Regions from separate parts of the Homo sapiens genome. Here region 2 is linked to region 1. Evidence: chromatin contacts called from ENCODE Hi-C or POLR2A ChIA-PET data. All regions are on one chromosome and are shown on one strand. Each heading gives the region's core, a stretch centred on a gene start or an enhancer-like site at or near the end of the contact. The rest is flanking DNA. Distances are from core to core; before and after follow the strand shown. Region 1 overlaps LOC105378983 (a long non-coding RNA gene). Region 2 has its middle 110 kb from the start of LINC02101.

Evidence for each region. A loop is a pair of places that touch in the nucleus more often than their neighbours do. ChIA-PET counts read pairs that join two places held with the same protein, here RNA polymerase II (POLR2A). Pooled maps may share reads with other maps.
Region 2: a loop to region 1 is called in a map of Caco-2, with 7 times the contacts of the local background. The contact joins two enhancer-like sites. A Hi-C loop is called at or near these places in 8 of 168 maps with a recorded cell type or tissue (Caco-2, Calu3, PC-9 and 3 more) and 6 of 50 pooled maps. POLR2A ChIA-PET finds 5 or more read pairs at or near these places in 3 of 52 experiments (A549, H1 and PC-9).

The regions. Positions count from the first base shown.
Region 1 is chr5:58,186,182-58,191,830 of GRCh38, forward strand. LOC105378983 (a long non-coding RNA gene) reads right to left here. Exons shown (of 4, transcript XR_948350.2): 4 at 524-2,260. Among named protein-coding and RNA genes, the nearest start is that of LINC02101, 67 kb to the left of the region's middle. Within about 2 kb of position 2,215, at least 5 of the 41 ENCODE cell types and tissues checked have a DNase peak (open chromatin) inside an H3K27ac peak, as active enhancers do; they include PC-9, where a contact is called at or near this core.
Region 2 is chr5:58,231,954-58,238,124 of GRCh38, forward strand. No RefSeq gene overlaps it. Among named protein-coding and RNA genes, the nearest start is that of LINC02101, 110 kb to the left of the region's middle. Within about 2 kb of position 3,543, at least 2 of the 41 ENCODE cell types and tissues checked have a DNase peak (open chromatin) inside an H3K27ac peak, as active enhancers do; they include PC-9, where a contact is called at or near this core.

The DNA.
Region 1 (5,649 bases), core at 965-3,464:
ATCAAAAGTTGTGTTTCAAAGTGAAGTTAACTTTCTATTTAGAGCACTGAAGTTGATAAGAGTTCTACAATTATACCTTGATTTTGATACTACACTTATAGAAGTTATGATGACTACATTGTTCAACAATTTGGGCCTATGATTTATATAGTTCATGTTAACCATTTTTTTACATATAACCTTGGAAAGCCTGAATAAAGTGCACCCTAGAAGTTCTATAGAAATATATATATATATATATATATATAGCATTAAAATAATAGAAAAGAGGTGGAGACTCAAATGAACAACTACCCATTTCTTCATAACTAACATCTTTAGTAAGATTTTCATAAATTTTTACAAAACTATTTTGAAAAGCATGAGTTTTGCAATGCAATTTGGAGGTCAACAATGTCTTTATCAATGTGTTTTTTTGGTACAATGATATTTACCAACAGTATATGGGGGAAATTTTATTTCCAACATTCTTACAGGTTTTATTTTACTTCCTTTCTGTCCTTTTTTCTTTTCCTCTCTCTTTCTTTAAAAAAAAGTGGTCTACCCAAAGCAAAGTCCAGTGCATTTATAAATTCTAAGAGGCAAAAAAACCATTATTATTTAATTTAATATTCATTGTTTAGCTGGAAGCAATTTCAAGCCCAGTTGAGGTAATAGTTTTTAATACTTCACAGCACATTGAGACTTACATAATTTTAAAAACTGCTGCATGCTGATGTCCACTGATGTCTTAGACTATAATTTTATAACTTTGAATGATATAAAGGTTTACAGTTGCTATTTTTTTGCATATTGCCTATCAGAGGCTTGATTAGGAATGTGATATGAATCTGTCTAATGGAGCAGGAACTATCTGTATGGGGTTAAGCTTTTAACCCAAAAATGTTTACTGAGCACCAATTATGCACAAGTAATTTGAAGTATTGGCCTTGTCTCTGAAAGGTGCTAACAGATAAACAACATCATTCTTCCATTTAGGCCGTAATTCTGTTCAGAAATTAAAGAGCAAAGGTTGTGAATGTCAGTTTTTCTTTCTTTCCTAAAAATCAATAGGTAATTACACTGACCCAAAAGGCAAAATGAATTCACTCTGTGAGTTTACCATTCATAGGACAGGACTTCACATTTACATGCCCATTTAAACATGCCCTGCTACAGTCACTTCTGAACATGTAAGAAGAGCTTCTTTGACATTCTGAAAAAATATTAACTCTAAAAGTTAGAGAGTAAACAATTTTAAGTGTTCAAATAGTACCTTCAAAAAATGATAAATAATTTCAATTTCTCTTTCAGGTAATAACATTGAGATATTGAGGTTCACTGGGAAAAATATTTTTGTTGGCACTTGGCACTTGGAATGCTTATAACATCACATCTTTAGTGGTATTACTTCAGCTATACCCTGTCTCATTGTTTATACAGATAGTGATGCATTTTGGTTAAGAATCTTAATAACAATAATCCTTTATATTTGTACAGTCTTTTTCAGTTCCAGGGCAGTTTAGATTTACCATCATATTAAATTCTTGCAAGGACTCTGTGAGATGACTGTAAGATTATTATTCTCATTGTGCCGTTGGGAAAACTGAAGCTCACAGAGTCCAAAGGCTATGAAGCATGGACTGGAAGCTGCCTGTCTGGGTTCAAATTCTGGCTCCATAGCTTGCCAAATATGTATAATTTGGAGCAAGTTACTTAACTTCTTTTGTATCAGTGTCCTCATCAGAAAATGAGGGTAATAACAGCACCTACCTTACTGGATTGTTATGACAGCTTAGGTTAATGTATGTTAAATACTTAACAGCAGTACCTGGCATATGGTAAATGCTACATGCATTTCAGAAATTGAGCCCAGATTTCTGACTGCATGTCTAGTGTTCCTTTCATTACAATAGTGTTTCAATTATGTCTTGTTACACCACTTCATGTGGTGGTTGACAGGGTACTGAACTAGAGGCAAAAGTACTACTACAGAAGCATATTCTGATGTTGTAGCTTCTACATTTTCCTGAATTAAAAACAATTAGGTAGTAATAATGTTCATGTAAACTATTTAGTAATCCTTCATGTGTACCAGGCTGGGTATCAAGCAAATAACGCATCTTTTACATGTATTATTCTATTCAATCCTCACAGCAGACCTGTTCATCTCCACTTGCAAACAAGGAACTGGAGTCACCAAGAGGTTAAGTTGTGCAGCGAGTCAGAGCATAGTGATAGGCATCAAAAGGGAGTTTCACGTCTGACTTAATATTGGTATCTGTGGAATGAAACAGGAATGTGCTTAATCATATCAAGCGATCTGATACTCAAACCTTTGTCTTCACCAGGGGTCACTGTCCTGGCAGTTACAGCATATTGCAAAACTGAAATCAAAGCTAAAGGCCTTAGAAATTTTTAATCTAAGCAAGAGCTGATTGTGTTTTAGTGGTGGATATCCAGTATAGTTTCCAACAATTGCAAATTGAAAGTAAAGGGAAAGTAAGCTAACAGACTCCTTAAAGTATCCACAGTCTTGGATAAAGCTTTTTTCTTCCAAATCTGCAATTATTCTTTTAAGGATTCAATTTAATTTATTATTTAAATTATTTTTAACATATATTATTTTAAAACTAAATTACATACAAATTTTCTTTTCCCTAATCTAAAGTTAAAATAAATCACTTTGTAATAATAACTGTGTAGAATTATATGAAAACATCATGTCTGTATTTTCAGTGCCTTAAGACACTTGGAATCTTTGGAGAATCTCACGTTCTAATTTTATTGGATTAGATATGCATGGCTTGGTGGCCTCAGAGGACAAGACTTAGGAGTAGCCCCAAAACATAGTCATCAGAAAAAAGAAAGAAAGTGGGGATTATTCTTTTAAGCAATTTAACCCAAAATCCAGGTTCCATGTTGTTCCGGCTTCAGAGTGAAATTTTTGTTCTCATCTAATTTTAAAGTTATACAACAACAGGAATGCTGTTAAGAAAACTCTGAGCATGAACCAAACCCGAGTGACAATACAGAACCCTGTTTTTATAGATGTTTGCCCCTAAAATAATAAAGTATAAAATATAAACTGACAAAATGGAATGCCCAGTCAAATAATATGATGTGACTTTGCATACATTTTATATCTCCTTACATGTCCAAAGGAGACATATTTTGTCAACATACAAATTCTGAGTGGCCTAGGAGGCAAGCCTATTCACAGTAATCCTCCTGGGAAAATAAGAAAGGAAGAGTAAGTACTAACTTTAGTATTAATTAGTTTTTGTGACACCATGGAACTTCCAACTTACAGGCTGGTAGGGATAGGGCACTCTGTCTCTATAGCATTGCAAAAACTGCTTTTCCTTCCATTTCTGCTTCAGATCACATGTTCTGGCTCAGCAGGGGCTAACGAGATGGAGGGAGCAGAATCTCTGTCTCTCCCTCTCAGATATTCTGATAAAGCCCTACTCCTGTCAGTTGGAGATCAGGTGTGGAGTTTCTGTTGGGTAATAATTTCCAATTTTAGTTATCTAGAGTTTAATAGCTATTGTTTTAAGTTATTGTTTTAAAGAAATAAAAATCACTGGTATATTTTAAAGCATCTTAATTAGTAGCCATGTATTATTTTCAATAGCTGATAAACAATTAGGCTTTAAACATTAAACATCAAATCATTAAGAAATTCAGTTGAAGTAATCAGAACTAATATTGATGAAGAGGAGTATGACTGACTAGGAGGGCATTCATTTTTCCCCCAAAATCACACTGGGTAAATATGGTAACAGATGAATAAGGCCACACACAAACATCAACTTAGTCACTGTATAAGCATGCCATTTAAAGTGATTTTTAAGCTGACCATCACCTAATTTGGGTAACTACATTTCTAGGTTCTACCTGGACTCCTCTGATGTGTGTGCCAAGACAGACAACACTTTCATAAGCACATTATAGACTCAAACAAACAGAAGTGACAAAATGTGCAGAAGGACATTGTAAATTATTCTACAGGGGACAGCTTCATGTCTAGATAATTGTTTTCCTCCTTCTTAGTATTTGTTGCTAATCATGAGAATAATTGTCCAATTCACCTACTGTGTCTTCTCACAATTACTATTCAATGCATTTTTCAGATATTTTAAGACGTTCTCAAAACTGTGGAGCAAATCATACAAATGGGGTAATACACATGAAAACAGGTACTTCCCTTGCCCCGCTCATACATTTGATCTCTTCTTTCCTGGCTGCTTGCAGATTGAGTTCACAGAAACATATGGGGATAAAGGAAGAAGGCTGATTTTTAAAGAAGCAGATTAGAACCCTTCCCACGCTTGGATGTCATCCTCCTCAAAGTAGATTAATGTTCTCTACTCCATTTCTGTTTTCTTCTCTCTGGTTTTACTGTATTTTTTTTTCTTTTATTGCATTGGCAAAATCTGCAAAATTAAAAACTTGTCCTTTAAGGGTAAACATACACAGAGAGTCTTTTTCATCTGCTTAAGTTCTAAGTCAGCAGAATTTAATTTCCCTGAGCAAAATAGTTCCCTGACTGTGTCTTGTTAATTACTAAAGTGTTCCTTCCCTAAATTTGTTTTCATTCTTGTATCTCCTTTGAGTTTCTCTCAGGAAGAAGTACCCAATCAATCTCAGGGTCAGTGGCTGGGGGTGCCATGGCCTTGCACCTAATGCTGTTTCCATATCTATTGAACCCTCGTTTTGACAGGACGTTGGCTACCGAGTTCTCCTTTTGCATCTCTTTCCTCTCTTCTCCTGGGTCCACATCCTCCAATCACAATGACCCCCATCAGTTTCAAAGGTTCCATGATCCTTTGCCTTTCTGACATTATGATTTCCTCTGTTAAGTAATTTTTTTCTTTTGTAGCATTTTTTACAATTTGAAATTGTGTATTTACTTTGTGATTATTTGCTTAATGTTCATTTCCCTCACCAGACTAAGCTCCATGAGGTGGGGGCTTGATCTATATCATACATGTTTGTAATACCATGCTTTGCATAGCCAGGCACAGAATAGGCTCTCAGTATCCTGGGAATGAATACAAGCATGTCCAGAATTCTTTACCAATCATAACAAAGTGCCAGTGTCACACAATTTGCATTTACATAAAACAATCAGATCGTTTTCAGCTTCTATCGGTTATATTTCAGAATGGGAGTCTCTGATTACATTTCAGGAGATTTTCCTAGGTTTATCGGTGAGCTCTGCCAAAATTGTCTCAAAAACTACGTTTGTAATTTATAATTCTCATGGGAAGCACACAGACAAGGAAAAGAGCCTGAAATAGAGAATATAGTTAGTTTATGTTGAATCTATGCATTCTATTTCAGAAAGTAATGTTTTCCCTGCCTTAGAATCTGAAGGTTCATTCATTTATCCAATAAATAATTATTGAGTGACTTTTATATGCCCAACATTGCCCAAGGCCCTGAAGATTAGGCAGTGAACCAGGCATGGCCAAAAGTCTTCTATTGCACAACTAACTACAAATCATTCCCCAAGCTACCCTCTCCACCCTCACCCACCAGCACAGACAATCAGTCCATTTATCTCATCGTTCACTCTGGATCTTTCAATGAAGTGGAAGAGAAGAAAGACTGCTTATGAAGAAAGTAAAGAATTTTGAATTTTTTGAGATATATGGAATATAG
Region 2 (6,171 bases), core at 2,293-4,792, 47 kb after region 1:
AATATATTTTAATGGTTATATAACATAGCCAAAATTGTATTTGGGTAGAATATAATCATCCTTCCTTCATATCCTATCTTTTAAATCACCTCTATCCCCCAAAGATTCCAATCTATTTTATAACCTCAATCTCAAGTGGGGATATTTTGGGGAAGAGAGTGGGACATGGCTGGTCCTATAGTTTAGATTATTCTGTGTTAGCTAGAAGACAGAATAATGCCCACTATTTTAGAAGAGATGCTTGAAGGTGATTTTACAGCCATAACTGAGATTTCAAAATCTTATGCATTTTGCCTACAAGGGTAATCAGAACAATGCCTAGGGAACTGTGACGTGAGCCTCTCTTTGTATGAGCACTAACATTCTTCCCTCCTCTGCACACACACATACACAAACGTAATAGAGTAATAAATCTAATTCTTCACACGAACCATCAGCTACACTACTGAATACAAATCAAAAATGCGGTGTGTTATTAATCTACTCATCCACATACAATCTTTACGGTGAAGTTTCTTTCTAGTCTGTATATTCTGTACTACAGGTATAGTCTGTGCTGTAATTCTGTACCTGTAACTAACCGTACTGCCCCTATCTGTGGTGAGATTTCAGAATGGGTCACAGACAAGTAAATATAATAAATAATGTGCAGTACTGTCATTGGAAACAAAAGCTGGACATTTACAAAATATGGCTCAAATATATTTTTGTTTAATATCTGCTCAAATATTTGCCCTTGCTCAAAATCCTCCAATAGTTTCCCATAGCAATCAAAATAAAATCCTTACTATGGCCAAATGTGCTCCTACTCTGGGATTTGCCATTTTTATGGTTTCTTCCACATGGAGCATTTTCAGAGAATTTTCACACTCTCATCTTTGCATGCCTTGTTTTGTTTAAATGTCTCTCACTCAGAAAAACCTTTCATGGGCCGGGCGCAGTGGCTCATGCTTGTAATTCCAGCACTTTGGGAGGCTGAGGCGGGCAGATCACAAGGTCAGGAGTTCGAGACCAGCCTGACCAACATGGTGAAACCCCGTCTCTACTAAAAATACAAAAATTAGCCAGGTGTGGTGGCATGCGCCTATAATACCAGCTACTCAGGAGGCTGAGGCAGGAGAATCACTTGAACCTGAGAGGTGGTGGTTGCAGTGGGCTGAGATCGCGCCACTGCACTCCAGCCTGGGGAACAGAATGAGACTCCGTCTCAAAAAAAAAAAAAAAAAAAAGAGAGAGAGAAAGACCTTTCACGACTAGCGGATTTAAAATGCAGTCACAGATTTATCCTTCTTTACTTCTTTATGTTTCTTCCTAATTTAAACACTCTAAATTCTTTTATTTTAATGTCTAGTTTCCATTTGCTGCATTCAAATGTAAACTCCATAAGGGTAGATGCTTTGCCTCGTTTCTTTACGACTATACCCTCAGGAGCTGGAAAAATGCCTGGTACATCATCAGCAATACTCAATAAAGGGATGCTGAAAGAATGAATGATCCATTGCCCATAGTGAGGTGCATGAATAGTACTCTTCTATATTAAGACAAATGCAAGCAGTTATTCTTTGTTCTCTTGGACTTTATGGACAAATGCAATATTTATAATATTGTTTGAATGGGGAGCACTGTGAGTGGTGGGTTAGGAAAGAGCTGATTGGAATTAGGCTTTATTCTAGGCTCATGCTGTGATGCTGCAAGGATTACACATCACAATGCAATCTAGAGCTTAGATTTCCAAAGAACTTTCCACCATCAAAAGGTGCTATAGACTTAATGCTTGTGTTCCCCCAAAATTCATACACTGAAAGCTGGCCCCAGTGTAATTGGAGGTGGAGCCTTTGGGAAGTTATTAAGACAAGAGGGCAGAGCTCTCATGATTGGGATTAGTACGCTTGTAAAAGAAACCCCAGAAAGCTACCTTGCCTTTTCAGCCATGTTGAGGACACAGTGAGAAGACGGCCGTCTATGAGCCAGGAGACAGGTCCTTACCAGAACTCAACCTGCTGGCAACCCCAATCACAGATGTCCAGCTTCCAGAACTGTGAGAATAAATTTCTGTTGTTTATAAGCTACCTAGTTTATTGCATTTGTTACAGCAGGCCATACTGAGACAGACAAAGGAGAACAGAGTTTGTTCAGTTTAAGAGAAGAGTAAACTGAAGTTTGGTTCTATCTGATACTAAAGAAAACATAATTAACTGAAAGTTTTCAAGTGAATATCCTAATTGACTGGGAACCTTTGTTAATTTCTTACTGTTAAAAATCATTCTAGATCATTATCTATTTCAAATAATAATGACTCTGGAACCTGAGGCTATGAGCTCTGATCTGCTTTGGGGTGATCTTAAGTAATGCATTTAACTGCTCTGTTCCTCTTTCATCTGTAAGATGGGAGATGCAACAATAATGCTGGAATACATACAATTCAATAGAAATGTTTTTCTCATTCTCAGGCAATGCAGAATATGGCACAAACTTCAGGGGTAATCATGTGATTATTCATGATAACGGTCCAATTCTAGAAATGAGGTTGAATGTATACAAATGACAGAAAATAACCCATAGAATTATTTTGACTTTGCTTTTGTAAAGCTATACTAGTTTTATTTTATGCCTCTCTATATAAATAATCATTAATTATTAACATTTTAAATTATACAATCTAGATTAGCTGTTCTCAATTAGGGACTATTTTGGCCCCCAAGAGATATTGACAATGCTTAGAGATATTTTTGATTGTCACAACTTGGGGAGGGGTGTTACTGGCATCTAGTTGGTAGGGATCAGGGATATTGTTAAATATCCTACAATGCATAGGACAGCCCTCACAGTGCTGAATTATCCAGCCCAAAATGTCAATAGTTCTGAGGTAGAGAAACTGGACTAAATAAACTATGATATTTGTGTTCTTGTTGTTTGCACTTTCCCTAAACATAGAGAGTCAAATAAAATTTTAGTTAACAAAGGGCTCCATTTAAATGAAGCTAAAAAATAATTTAGCAAAAGCAAATAATCAGTAATGAGCAAAAATCAAACAAGCACAACAAGCAAACACAACAAAACAAAAAGCTCTGTCGAATCTAGATAAACTGTTTCTAGCCAGTTGACATTGTACAGAGAAAGAGAAGCAGTTTTGTTTTTTTTTCCTCTCAGTAAAGCTGCAAATTTTTTCTACAAAGTGTCCCTTAAATAAGTCTGTCATATCATGGAAACCAGTCTAAATTTTCTCATGGTGTTCATGGCTAGTAAATACTTTGTAAAGAAGTATTAATACCTGAGTTGTGTAAAACAGAGATCTTTCAGCACATTAATTCAATGGAAATGATTAAAGACTGTCTTTTTATTGTTATTTTCTTTTCTCTTTTCTTCCATATCTGCAGCCATATCACTAGGAATAAATGAAATATTTGCAAACAGGGTTGCACATATCCCTGTCTCCTTTGGGCTAAGCCCAGGACTTCTCAGTAATCCTTTCACAACCACCCTACTTGTAGGCATGTATTTCCTCAAACTTCCTCATACTTGTTGCTGCTATTGCCACATACGTTCATGTTTGCCAGTCTCAGCTGAAATACGTAAACCTCCTGCTAATGACATCTGGGAAATTGATGGCCTTGTGACTAAATATGTGATGCACAGCTTTGCATACTGTCCATCTTCGTATTTAGGACTCAGTATTTGGCATATTGTATTTGGCATATTTAGGACTCAGTATTTGGCAAGAATGTAATATCTGACAACCAAGAACTTGCACAACACTGAAGAGGACAGTGTATTTAAAAGAGACTATTAAGACAACTTGATATTAATATGTAAAATACATTTAAAGTTAGAAAAGTTAGTATAAAGATCATTATTCTAATTCTAGGGTAACATGGTATGCTCATTGACCTTGGAAATTTTCTTATGATAAAATAATTCTTTTTTTTTTTTTTTGAGACGGAGTCTCACTCTATTGCTCAGGCTGGAGTGCAATGGCACAATCTCAGCTCACTGCAACCTCTGCCTCCCAGGTTCAAGTGATTCTCCTGCCTCAGCTTCCTGAGTAGGTAGGATTACAGGTGCGTGCCACCACGCCTGGCTAATTTTTGTATTTTTAGTAGAGACGGGGTTTCACCATGTTGGCCAGGCTGGTCTCAAACTCCTGACCTCAAGTGATCCACCCGCCTTGGCCTCCCAAAGTGCTGGGATTACAGGCATGAGCCACCACACCCGGCGCTGATCAAATAATTCTTAATGAATATCTATAATGGCCCAAACAGTATGCTAATCATAGAAGATCTAGTAATGAATCAGGCATTGTCTCTATCCTCTGGGAGCCTATTACCTAACAGAGCAAGGCAGACATTCAACTTGCAGGTGCCTAAGGGTTAGAGATGCTAAGATGGAAGCATGTATTGTATTTGATGAAATAAAAAAAGGGTGCAGTCCATTTCCCTGAGTAGTCAGAAAATATATCACAGTGAAGACTCCATAGTGAACTAACAGGACTATGGGGAACACGGTCCATGTGATGTTGTTAAACATACCGTAAAAGTTTTCATCATTTTATGGAGTAATATGGCAATTTGAAAAATTAACCCCATGAGCCCCTAATATTCTTGATGCATAGTTTCCCTTTAGAAAATTCCCAACTCTTCAAACTAAGTCATCTGCACAAATATGTTAATGAAGGAGATTGTCCCTTTTCCTTGTTCCCAGTGATTCCCAAGCATCTTTGTTAAAGCATTGAACATGTTGCATCATACTTCTTTGCATATTTCCCTCAACTCCTAGATTGTAAGAGCCTTAGGGCCAGAGAACAAGTCTTATTCATCTTTCTACCTCTTAAGATGCCAATTCTGTAATGGGTGCACCACATGTTTATTGGATGTACTGGGAAAAGCTGGACTCCACCTTAAAGGACGACGGCAATAAGGGAATAAATGACCCCGCACACTATGACATGACAGGATTCTGGAGATGACGAAAGCTAGAAAAGTGTGGCTAAGTGGCAATATGGAAATATATAGGATGTCATTTTATGTATAAAAAGCAAAAACTAAAGAACACATACATATTAATTATAACTATAAAATATAGTTTTATGTTTATGTATTAAATTATGAAATTTAATATTTTTCCTTGTAAAGATGCCTAAATTTATAATATTTTAATTGCCAGTGAAAAATAAAGTCACTTATTGTATTATCTTCAATCCTTTTTCTTAGCCTTTGAAATAATATTTTCTTAAATACTCCCTAAAAGTGGAGAGGAAATAGAAGTAACTCCTTGAGAGGCACTGTGCTCTGAGCTTTACATAGTCATGTCAACTTAATTATCTCTCCAAATCTATTATTTAAAAAAATCTTACAGAGGTAAAGAAACTGAGGCATGGAAAGATTATACAATACACACAAGAAAAAGGAGTCTGTCTGATTCTCAAGGCTATATTTTTTTCACCATGTTTATTTTTTAGCAGATGAGTAAATTAAGCAAAATAAAGGAATTCTATTTTAGCAAGATGATCATTCTGATTTTCAAAATGTTCGTTGCATGGCTAATAAGGTGCTGCATATCAGTTGTATAACTTTGAGAAACTGGCCTCAGTTTCCCTCTATGCTAATTGAGGAGGTTGTACAGGGGCTAGCTACGTGGATGTTTTGCCTTTATGGTTTAAGATGGTGCATTATTCTAAACTGTTAAAAATTATCTATCTCAGAAGCAACTATCTTCATGTCAAATAATAGAAACTTAATAATCGACTGAGAAAATCTACTGCCCAAAATCTCTGAGAGGTGGCATTGTAGGAAATTAAGTGGATATAGACATTTATAATATTTCAATTCCTGTTAATATCCAGGGCATACTTATTTGGCTTCTCTTAGCTTATGCTTATATAATATGCAAAAGCAAAATAATTATAAGGAAAAATACAGTCAATTGCTAATGTACTGGTGTATTTTTTTAATTTTAAGTTTGGTATTATATAACTGGGTCATTTAAAATAAAGATCAATTTTCCTTAGAAGAGAATTTATTAATGATAATTTTTAAAGATTTAGAAAATAATTTTCTACCTAGGTCAGAGTTAGTCACATTTAATTCAGCAGTATTTAGTGAACACTTTTTAAGTAACTGAGTACATATCACATTGCTTGACATAGTTGCAAAAGCCATAGTTACTGTTATTTAT